Linked DNA regions of Homo sapiens: region 2 is linked to region 1. Evidence: chromatin loops called from intact Hi-C (ENCODE). Cell type or tissue: GM12878. All regions are shown on one strand. Each heading gives the region's core, and the rest is flanking DNA. Links, peaks and the distances in the headings are about the cores only.

The links. A loop is a pair of places that touch in the nucleus more often than their neighbours do. Peaks named below come from ENCODE experiments on the same cell type or tissue, not always from the same donor. Only the 100,000 strongest peaks of a DNase experiment are listed, where the experiment ranks them.
Region 2: it touches region 1 in a loop (7-fold over the local background); 2 of 110 quality-filtered maps call a loop at or near these places.

What each region holds. Positions count from the first base shown.
Region 1 is chr6:158,023,735-158,029,196 of GRCh38, reverse strand. SYNJ2 (synaptojanin 2) reads right to left here. Exons shown (of 27, transcript NM_003898.4): 3 at 171-441. Among named protein-coding and RNA genes, the nearest start is that of SYNJ2-IT1, 25 kb to the right of the region's middle. RefSeq lists enhancers at 2,166-2,235, 1,753-2,440, 2,441-3,128. In GM12878, for the core only: a CTCF peak has its summit at 2,775; no DNase peak of the experiment used is centred there; H3K4me3 peaks cover 721 bases; H3K27ac peaks cover 983 bases.
Region 2 is chr6:157,888,643-157,894,104 of GRCh38, reverse strand. The region is part of intron 4 of SNX9 (sorting nexin 9); the gene reads right to left. SNX9-AS1 (SNX9 antisense RNA 1) reads left to right here and starts at 1,223. Exons shown (of 2, transcript NR_183542.1): 1 at 1,223-1,412. In GM12878, for the core only: no CTCF peak of the experiment used is centred there; no DNase peak of the experiment used is centred there.

The DNA.
Region 1 (5,462 bases), core at 157-5,156:
GGTTAGTTTTCCTCTCATTGTGCTGAGAGCAGGCCTGGGTCCTAACTCTCCAGAGGTGCCCCATAACCCGGGGGTGGTGCAAGTGGAGGTCAAGGCCTCAGATGCCAACCAGGGCCCACCCTCTGCAGGAGACCCAGGGCCCACCCTCTGCAGGGGACCCAGGGCCTCACCAGAAGAAGGAGTTCCCCCATTCAGAGCTGTCATCCCCCTGCTTCTGCGTGCGGACAGTCAGGTCAAAGCGAGACCCATCGTTTGGCCATGAGAAATAGAACACCCCCGAGCTGAGGATTTTCTTCAAAGCTATGAGGCGTTCCTCCTCCTTGGCCTCTTCCTGAAGAGGGTAAAAGTCAGTGGCAGTGATTTTGTAGATTTCAGCATCTGGAATTCTGCCCACAGATGTGCAGCCTGTCACCAACACCAGGAAGCTCAGAGACGTGCCACCTGGAAAGGAAATCAGACAGGAGAGCTCAGGGTCGAAGTCGGCCCGGCCGCCTGGAGCTCCAAGGGGACAAATGGAGCCCAGGTTCAACCGCAGCCAGGAAGGCAACGTCTGTGCACCTGCAACTTCCCATGGCATTGCCCAACTCAATGGCTCAAGAACCTGCCCTGTCCTGTAAGCTTCAGGCGGGGCTTCTCAAAGTGTGGGACCCTGGCCAGCAAGTCAGCATCCCCTGGGAGCCTGTTAGACATGCAGATTCCTGCCGCCCAGCTGCCTGAGGCTGGGGGCAAGCTTTGCTTTAACAAGCCCTCCAGGTGATTCTGATGCCCCCAGGAGTCTGAAAATTCCTGGCCTAGAGCCCTTCCAGACCCCCAGGACCTACCCCCAAAGCCTCTCCAAATCACCTTCCCCAGTGCCTCCTCAGCCACTGCCTTGACTCAGGACCCCTGGCCTGGGGTCTGTCTTCCCCCACTCCATCACAGGAGTGGCCTTCCCAAAGTCATTGGATCACAGCCGCTCCGCCCTTCCTTCTTGCACAGCTCCCACTCCCTGCAGGACTACGACAGAAGCTCCCAAATCCCTCCCCGCTGCAGCCCATCCCTGCCCCACACGTGGGCAGACACCCCAGCCGGCTGCTCTCCTGAGCTGGCTGTCCTCCAGCTGGTCCAATGTGCCATAAGCATGACCTCGCACCCTGGGCTCTTGCCCAAGATGCTCCCCCTGCCTGGGACGTCCCACCGCCATCTGCCCAACAAGACCTCCATGACCCCTTCTCCACGCACCTCCCGCCTGTCTCTACCCTAACAATACTTCAGGCTTCGGGCCCAGCATTCCATCCTCTGGAAGAACACGAGCGTCCCCACATGCTCCGTAGGGACCATCCTGCCTCTGCCCTCCCCACTTCACCAGAAGAACTCCTCCTCATCCTTCTGGGCCAACTTGGCAGCAACTCCTCCGGGAAGCCTTCCTTGCTCTCCCAAGACACGGACAGGCACCCCTCGTACGTGCCAATAGCATTCCCATCAGCAGTTGTCACACACACAAAGCTCATGACCTCCCTCCCCACCTGTGCCCCCAGGGGAGGGGCTTCCTTGGGGGCAGGGCCATTTCGTCGTCATCTCCCAGCACCACACACACTCGGTTTGCTGAATGCTTCCTAAATAAATTCCTGCCAAATGCTACCAAGACGACCTCGGACCCTGCAGCCAGGCGAATGAGGCAGCCCTCTCTGGGGCACCACCTCGCTGTCGCTGACAGCTGGTTTTCTGTTCCCTATCCCCCGCTGCTCACAAGGGCACTTCACAACACGCTGCGTATCGGGGGTGCCTGGTGGCGCCGTGCCTCACTCTCGGGACGGGGCCCAAGAGATCATCGGGTAGAAACCGGCCTTTGGGGTCTGGCAGGGCTCTAGTCCCAAGGACACTCTTCCCACCCCGCTGAGGTCTGAAGGATCCGCCCAGCGAGATCTTCTGTGAATGATCAAGGGCCGCTGTCTACAGCCATGGTCTGGAGATGGTTCTGATCTCTCCACACTCCAGGAAGAGACCCCCAAAACAACCAGTTCCACCACCCTCTCACCCCAATTTCCTCACCACACTTCATAGGGAGAAGAGCGCTGCTTGTGGCAGGGTGGCGTGTGGCTGTCATTAAAGTGCGTTCCTTTAATGAGCGCTCAGGGCTCCCAGGGGCCTGCTGCTATGCCATGGGGTGGGGCTGCCAGCAGGGCAGGGGGTTGATCCCATCACATCTCCCCAGACACATCCTCAGGAAACCACCTCAAAACCACCTAAGAACAAAGGAAGTTATCACACTGGGGACAGGGACAGGGGTCAGAGTTCAGCTTCTCAAGTAGGATAGGTGGGGTTCCGGGGTTGGCAGCTTGTGATCAGAGCCTTGGCCACAGAGCGCTCCCGGCACCCACCTGCCTCTTCTGACACAGTGCAGGGAAAAGCACAGTTCAGCAGAAGTGCCCTCGGAGAGGCAGGAGGATGGCCCCTGTGGCTGCCAGAGCTATGGAAAATTTTGCATGACATCACTCCGTGAGAGTCATGAGCTGATTTCTAGCACCACTTCCTCAACAGCCTCCGTGTGGGGGGCCTGAGTGCCTGGCAACAGTCCCAGGTGCATTTCCTGGGCAGGACCACGGCCTGGGGGAGGCTGGGGAGAGGAGCACTGTAGCAGCCAGGAGAGGCTCTTAACATTGCCACAGAGCACTGGGGCTCCTGGGTCCAGGGAGGAGGGGGTCGGGAGTGGTACAGGGGAGTGAGGAGAGCCGGTATCTGGTGAGCGCAGTGGAGGCAGGGGAGCTGTACAGGCGCGGACTCCATCCTCCCGCCCACCGCAAGGGGCGCCCTTACCAGCCCCATCTCACAGGGAGGGAAACAGACGCACAGAGAGGTTAAGCAGCCTGCCCAAGGTGACAGAGCGGGGAGCTGGGATCCAAATCCACTTTCTAGCTACAGTGCCTGGGCAAGTTTCTCAAGCCAAGTCTGGCCCCAGAGCTGGTGCTCCTAATTACACCTCCTTGCAGATGACGTCGCCAGCCTGCTTACCCATGCTGCTGTCTCAGGGCTACCACTGCCATTTCACACACGCATGACTGTCCCCCAGGGAAGCTGAATCACCCGCCCAAGCACACAGCTAGTCTGTGTTGGAGCCAAAATGTAGGTTTCACTTTAAGCCCATGCTCCATCTAGCCCCAAAGTCCGGCAGTTTCCAATCGGATTAGTTTGCTGTACCCTGTATGTATGTATGTATGTACGTATGTATGTATGTATGCATGTATTATTTATTTATTTATTTTTTGAGACAGAGTTTTACTCTTGTTGCCCAAGCTGGAGTGCAATGGTGTGATCTCGGCTCACCGCAACCTCTGCCTCCCAGGTTCTAGTGATTCTCCTGCCTCACCCTCTGGAGTAACTGAGATTACAAGCATGCGTCACCACGCCCAGCTAATTTTATATTTTTAGTAGAGATGGGATTTCTCCATGTAGGTCAGGCTGGTCTCAAACTCCCGACCTCAGGTGATCTGCCTGCTTCGGCCTCCCAAAGTGCTGGGATTACAGGCGTGAGCCACCACGCCCGGCTATTTTTTTTTGAGATGGAGTTTCACTCTTGTTGCCCAGGCTGGAGTGGAGTGGTGCAATCTCAGCTCACTGCTACCTCCGCCTCCTGGGTTCAAGTAATTCTCTTGCCTCAGCCTCCCGAGTTGCTGGGATTATACCGGCTAATTTTTTGTATTTTTGGTAGAGATGGGGTGTTACCATGTTGGCCAGGCTGGTCTCGAACTCCTGACCTCAGGTGATTCACCTGCCTCAGCCTCCCAAAGTGCTGGGATTACAGGTGTGAACCACTGCACCTGGCCTGCTGTACCCTTTAAAAGAGTGTGGTCAACCAGTGTACCTGCTATTGACTGAATGTGTGCACCCCCAAGTTAATATGCTGAAGTACGAACACCCAAGGTGATGGTTTGAGGTGGTGGGGGTATTTGGGAGGTGACTGGGTTATGGCAGTGGAGCCCTCATGAATGGGGTTTGTGCCCAGAGATCTCCTGCACCTCTCCCACCATGTCAGATGCAGAGAAAAGGCAGCATCTATGGAGCAAGAAGCAGGTCCTCACAGCCGGCCAATCTGCGGGCCGCTGGTCTCGGACTTCCAGCCTCCAGAACTGCGCGAAATAAATGTCTGTTGCTGATAAGCCACCCCGTCTACTACGGAACTTTGTCACAGCAACACACTGGACTCAGACAGCGTTCCCTGCCCATTTTAAAACTGCCATTGAAGGTTTTCATCGGTAGTTGAAATGCCTGTAAATAATATATTGTGCAGTGTATTCTAAATATTGACACGTAAAACTAAAACTCTGGGAGCCTCTTGTCAGTATCCCATGGAATCTACACAGTAACGTGATACTCATTGCCATCTATTATTTACAGGATTGCAGGAGCATGCTCTTTCTTACCACATGGAACTTTCACTCATATTTCCAGTCCCCCCTCTTCAGAATTCCATCCTAATGTAGCATATCTGGTGCTTCTACGTCCTGTTCTGATCACCCCATCAGCCCCTGCAGCCGTGTGTTCCTCAACTCCAAGTGTTTAAAAAGAGAGCGTTCTGGTTTATCGTTCCAGTGATACCTAACTGGTCAAACAATGTAAACAATACAATGTAAATAAAACACTGCCAAATAATTTTTTTTGGCTGTCCTCTTTAAGAGTGTGGTCAACCAGTGTACCTGCTATTGGCTGAATGTGTGCACCCCCAAATTAATATGCTGAAGTATGAACACCCAAGGCGATGGTTTTAGGAGGTGGGGTCTCTGGGAGGTGACAGTCTTGCTCTGTCGCCCAGGCTAGAGTGCAGTGGCGCAATCTGGGCTCACTGCAACCTCTGTCTCCCGGGTTCAACTTTCGCCTTTCAGGTTTACTGCCTCAGCCTCTTGAGTAGCCGGGATTACAGGCATGAGCCCCCATGCCCAGCTAATTTTTGTATTTTTAGTAGAGATGGGGTTTCACCATGTTGACTGGGCTGGTCTAGAACTCCTGACCTCTAGTGGTCCGCCCACCTTGGCCTCCCAAAGTGCTGGGATTACAGGCATGAGCCACCGTGCCTGGCCGACAAATAATCATTTGATACAAAAAGTCATAATGTGTTGGAAAGGCATCTCTTAATGAGATGAATAAATATTTATTGAAGGAATGAAAGTAGGTTCTGCACCAATTCTAATTCTAGTTTTCATTTTTGTAGACGCAAACACTAAAAGATCCTGTTCACATTAATAAATAGATGGGAATGGAAAGGGCTTCATTGTAGAAATGTCACTCGATTCTTCAAAGTCCTTCTGAGTTAGCGCTAAGAAATGACAATAACCTGCTGATAAAATGGTTACTAATGTGTCAGCTGATACCCCAATTAAATTCTCCTTCCGTTATGGGGGAAGCAAACAATTGGACATCACCTGACTTGCAAACAGATTGCTACCTAGTCCTGACCTTATTGCAATGCTGTTGACAAGCTTTTGAAC
Region 2 (5,462 bases), core at 360-5,359, 140 kb after region 1:
AAAGAAAAGCGAAAAGAAAAAGAAATGATACAGGGATCCAGCTGAACATCTTGTCCTCAGTCGGTCACCCTAATACCATTTCATGAACAATCCATCTTTCCCCCATGATTTGAAATGCCGCCTTCATCACATATCAGATTTGGGTCTATAGCTGGACTCTCTTGTTTCTTAGTGATCTATTTGTACTAGTACCACACTTTCATAGAAAAACCATCAATACTTTAGCATAACATCTCTTAGCTGTTTATTTTTATGTATAAACTTTAGCATCAGCTTAATATTTAAACTAAAACAATCTGAACTTTCACATTAGAATGTTGAGTTAAAATACTGATTTTCATTTGAATCACTGTTTACTGAATTCATAGAAAATTGATTAAAATTATTCATGCCTTTCACTCCACAATATTTCAGTACTGAATCTATTTCATAACATGAAATAGCAAGTCTTCCCCTTTATTTGAGTCTTATACACACACACACACACACACACACAAATGGTGCTAGTTAAAAAAAGAAAAAAATATAATTGCAAGAAAATTACCCACCCTGTCTAATATAGCCCCTAATGTTGTAGGACAGACACCCTAGTGGCTGGTCTGTTTTGACTCTTCACCAACCGACACATGGGGCAGACAGCTGGCTGTCACGTGCCAGGTGCATCAAAAACAGACTACATGCTTTTGATGTGCAAGTATGATGTCATTCTACTGCCCTATATACCTCTAAGGAAAAAACTGAAGTTACTTGTTATTTTACTCTATGTCAAATACTAACAGGAGAAAGATGTTTCATCCACAAGACTGTGACTTCTCAAACACACAGCTTTACAAGGTGACATTCGGCTTCGGGATGGACTCTCAGATGACCCCAGTGGACGCTGGAAATGAAGGCAATCATGCTGAGGGCCTGGCAGTCACACTTCAGCTAAGAGAAACCCTTCCTTCTACAGTTTTCTTTAAGGAAATGTAGTTTTATTCTCCTATTTAGCAATATATTCCGTGTCCTCCAAACTCTAAGTTACAAGTTTTTTCAAATAAGAACTTGAAAAAGTACCAAAGTTTGGGACACTAGGGACAGACTATCATTGGTACAGCAGCCTCAGCCTGGTTTCCATCAAGGACCGGCTGTGAAATGGAGGGGCTCGGAGGGCCACAGTCAAGAGCCTAGTGAGTTGGAATTCCGTTAACAGCTCTACCTCTCTTCCGCTGTGTAACCTCGGGCTAGAGTTCAGAAGTGAGTGGTCTGGATTCAGAAGACTGCCAGAAGCTAAGTGAGGTACATCACAAAGGAACACAGGACTGTGAGCTAGAACAGGAGAGTGAATGTTCGCTGGGGCCTTCCAGAAGACAGTTCAGTCTTAGCAAACTGGCCAGGAAGGATTTTCATCAAGATGGAGGAAAAACCTGGAGGTGAACTATTCATAGCAAGTGTCCTCAAAAAATTAAAATCCATTTAATTAGGGCAAAAACAAATAATTGTTCTTTGAAAATCACTTGGTCAATAATTTGTAGGTGTGTAGTAACTGTCATACTAGTTGGTTATGTATGTGATCTTAGCTCTCCACCTAAGTTATGAAATCTTTGTGGTTATGTTTGTTTCTATCTCTTTGGTTTTGTTTTTTTTTTTCCTGGAACGCTCTCTTTATCTTGTTTCAACCCAACTCCTGCTGATAACACATTTCTCAAAACCCTACCAACTGGAGATCTTTCCTGCAGCTTCCGTCACGGCCCTCGGACTCAGTCCCTCAGCAGATGGCCTTTTACTGCCCTGGCAGGTCCCTTCCCCTCTTAACTGTAACCAATCACTGGCTTTCTCTCTGAACCCATCCTTCCCATACGTCGATCTCTGCCTTCTTCACTCTCAACTCCCAAATCCCCTTGGTAGTTCCCTAACTACAGACACCTCGTCACGGTAAAACCTATTCAGCTCCTGGGCTGAGGTTTCCATCCTGTGGCGCCTCTCTGTCCTTTCCTTCCACCTTTCCCTCCTCTTCCTTTCTACTGAGCAGCATCTTCATCCTCTTTCTCTTCCCACTCCTTATTTTGCAAAGCTCTTAACTGTCCATCATGGGTAATTAAAATCCCTTCATTAGCACTCACTGCCCCTAGAGTCACCTCCAAGCTTCCTGTGGCTCAATCAGGAGTTTCTTCAGCACAGGTCTCAACTTTGCCTCGTGCTGCATTCCCCATTCTCCCTACCTGCCACTAACCTTCACTCTGAAGCTTCAAACTTCACACATTTCCCCAAACTTTTCTACATCTCTGCTGTTCCTCACACTATACTGTACTCTTATCTGCACACCTCATCTTCCTCAATTTAGCAAAGCCCTACCCCATCAGAAGGGCTCTGGCCTTCCCACAGCCTGCTGGCTGACATCCAGCCGCCTCCTTTCACTTTCTTCATTATTTGCAAATCAGATGGTCAGTCCCACCAGTGAATCACGGGGACAGCTCTGTCTTACCCGGAGAATGTTTCCCCCAAAAGATTCTCCAAATGCCTTGCATAAAGTGGCAAGGACTCAAATATTTTAAATGTGATGTTCTTGATCATTTGTATGAAATATATCTTACTCTTTGTCAGACCTCTAACCTTCATGACATGATCACCAAAAGGAGGAAATCAGATTTGCCTTATGTATACTAAGACTATGTATACTAAGACTTTGCCTTATGTATAAAAAGACTAAATTGAGTCTTTTTGAAAAAATTAACTTGTTGTGGTCGATCACAGAATAAGTGATTTTCAGCATGTGACTACAGAAAAAATGATTTTTGGCCAGGCGCAGCGGTTCACACTTGTAATCCCAACATTTTGGGAGGCTGAGGCAGGAGGATCACTTGAGGTCAGGAGTTTGAGACCAGCCTAGCCAACATGGTGAAACCCCATCTCTATTAAAAATACAAAAAGCCGGGTGTGGTGGCAGGAGCCTATAATCCCAGCTACTTGGGAGGCTGAAGCAGGAGAATCGCTTGAACCTGGAAGGCGGAGGTTGCAGTGAGCCGAGTTCACACCACTACACTCCAGCCTGGGTGACAGAGTGAGACTCTGTCTCAAAAAAAAAAAAAAAAAAAAAAGAGAAAGAAAAAAGAATTTTTAGCATGTGACACTATGAGTACCCTTAAAATAACAGTGTCTGAGTTCTGAAAGTGGATGATACAGACAGGCACAGGAGATGGAGGAATGGGCAAATATGAGAGAAAGCAAGAGCAGTAAAATGGGAATGGTAAAATCTAGAAGGTGGGTATATGATTATTCACTATGAAATTCGTTTAACTCTTCTATGCTTGAAATTTTAACAAACATTGGAAAATGCAACAAACAAAATCGACATATACAATCACTCTCGTCTGAGCTCCATTAGAAGGACACAGAGAAGGGCTGTGTCCATCAGGGTAACCTGCCATCTCCTGCTGCCCGTGAACGTGGGGCCCTGGGTAAACGCTTTGTAAATTAAGTATCTGTTGAATGAATACACTCCTACAGCATGTCTGGTTGGGTCTCTGGGACACGCTTAAATCTATGTAATCACCACAGGTAGATGATTATGTCCGACTCTCTTCCTAACTCCCACCCCAGCTAAATCAAATGCCCCTTTAGGCCCAGGAGCAATATACTAACAATTTGCTGGTTTAACGTTCTAAATTTAAAAGCTATCCTCTCCTCATAATGCAAATAGAGAAATATATTTATGCAGGCTTGACATTGGGAGACTTATTTAAACACATTCACTCAAAGGATTTACAGCATTAGCTAAATTTCTTCAGAAAGTAGACTGGCTTGTACCTGACTGCAGAGCCACTGGACCACAGAACAGACTGAGAATGGCCACGAGGGGTGGGGGAGACGGACACGCACACCCATGGTGGTGCTGTGTGGTGAGTGTAGGAAAGCTGCACATGGTACAAATATACAATATGGGATAAAAAGGGGCAAGACGAATCCTGGTACACTAGGTGGAGTTTAACTCCCTTTAGGAAGCTATTGGAATTGACTCAAGTAATCATTATACCACATGGGGATAGTGGTTAAGAACTTAGGCTCAAAGCCTGCTATCTGGGTTTGAATCCCAGCTTTATCACTTACCACTAGCTGTGTGGCCTTGGGTAATTTACTTAGCTCTCTTAGTCCCCACACTTATACAATGGCTATAACATTATCCTCCTGTAAGGATTAAATGACATAATGCATACAAAGCATCTAGCCCACAGTATGCATTCAGTAGAGGTTATCTTAATATGTGAGGGCTCATCTAAAATATAAAGAAAAGAATAAAGACTAGCATTTCTTTGAGTAAATCCCCATCTAAGTAACATACCTATTAGCTTATGCTATGCAGGAAAAGACCAGACAGTTATATTTACAAATAGCTGCACAGCCAGGTCATATTAATAGAGACTTTTAATTGAAGAGATAACAGGCTTAAGATATTTTCTATTCCAGCCAACGTTCTGTTACCTTCAGATACATAAAAGAGGAAGAAGACAGAAATATTTTTACTGTAAAGGTCAACAACAGCAACTCCTAATTCTTGGGACTTTCAGCACAAATATTTTCTGTTGCTAAATGCTGAGATCTTGACTTTTTTCAAAACCTAAGCTTTACTGTAACAAACTAGACTACAATGATCTGGTTGAAGGATCCTTTGGTGTCTTTTTTTTTTTTTTTTTTTTTGAGACAGGGTCTTGCTCTGTCACCCAGGCTGGAGTACAGTGGTGTGATCTCGGCTCACTGCAACCTCTGCCTCCCAGGTTTAAGCAATTCTCCTGCCTCAGCCTCCCAAGTAGCTAGGATTACAGGGGTGCACCACCACACCCAGCTAATTTTTGTATTTTTAGTAGAGATGGGGTTTCACCATGTTGGCCAGGCTGGTCTCGAACTCCTGACCTCAGGTAATCTGCCTGCCTCCGCCTCCCAAAGTGCTGGGATTACAGGCGTGAGCCACTGCGCCTGATGTCTCTGACATTTTTGTTCTCCATCCCCACAACCCCTTTGGTCTCTCAACTGCAGACATTTGGTCATGCAATAATCCCCTCGGCTCCTTCACTCAGGTTTCCAATGCTGAGATGCCTCTTCGTTTCTTTCCTTACACCTCCCCTTCCTCTTGAATTTTTACAGGACAATGTCTTCATTCTCCTCTTCTTTTCCCTCTCTCCGTGGTACCACACTCCTCCTCACAGTCAACCACAGAGTTAAAGACCTTTCATTAGATCTCACTGCCCGTGGGATGAATTCAGTAATCAAGCCTCCTCTAAGAGGCCTCCACGGTGTAAATCCTCACGATCTTCCCAGTTCCTACATATTCCACATCCCACATCACCATGCCCCAAGAAGAGCTCCTGTAAGATACTTTACCTGACATAATCACTTCACTTGGGAAAAAAAGATGACTTTTAGGGTTTATTAAATGTTTATTTCCTCTTGTGTTCAAGTTTGAAATTTACCTTATATATGGAAGAAGG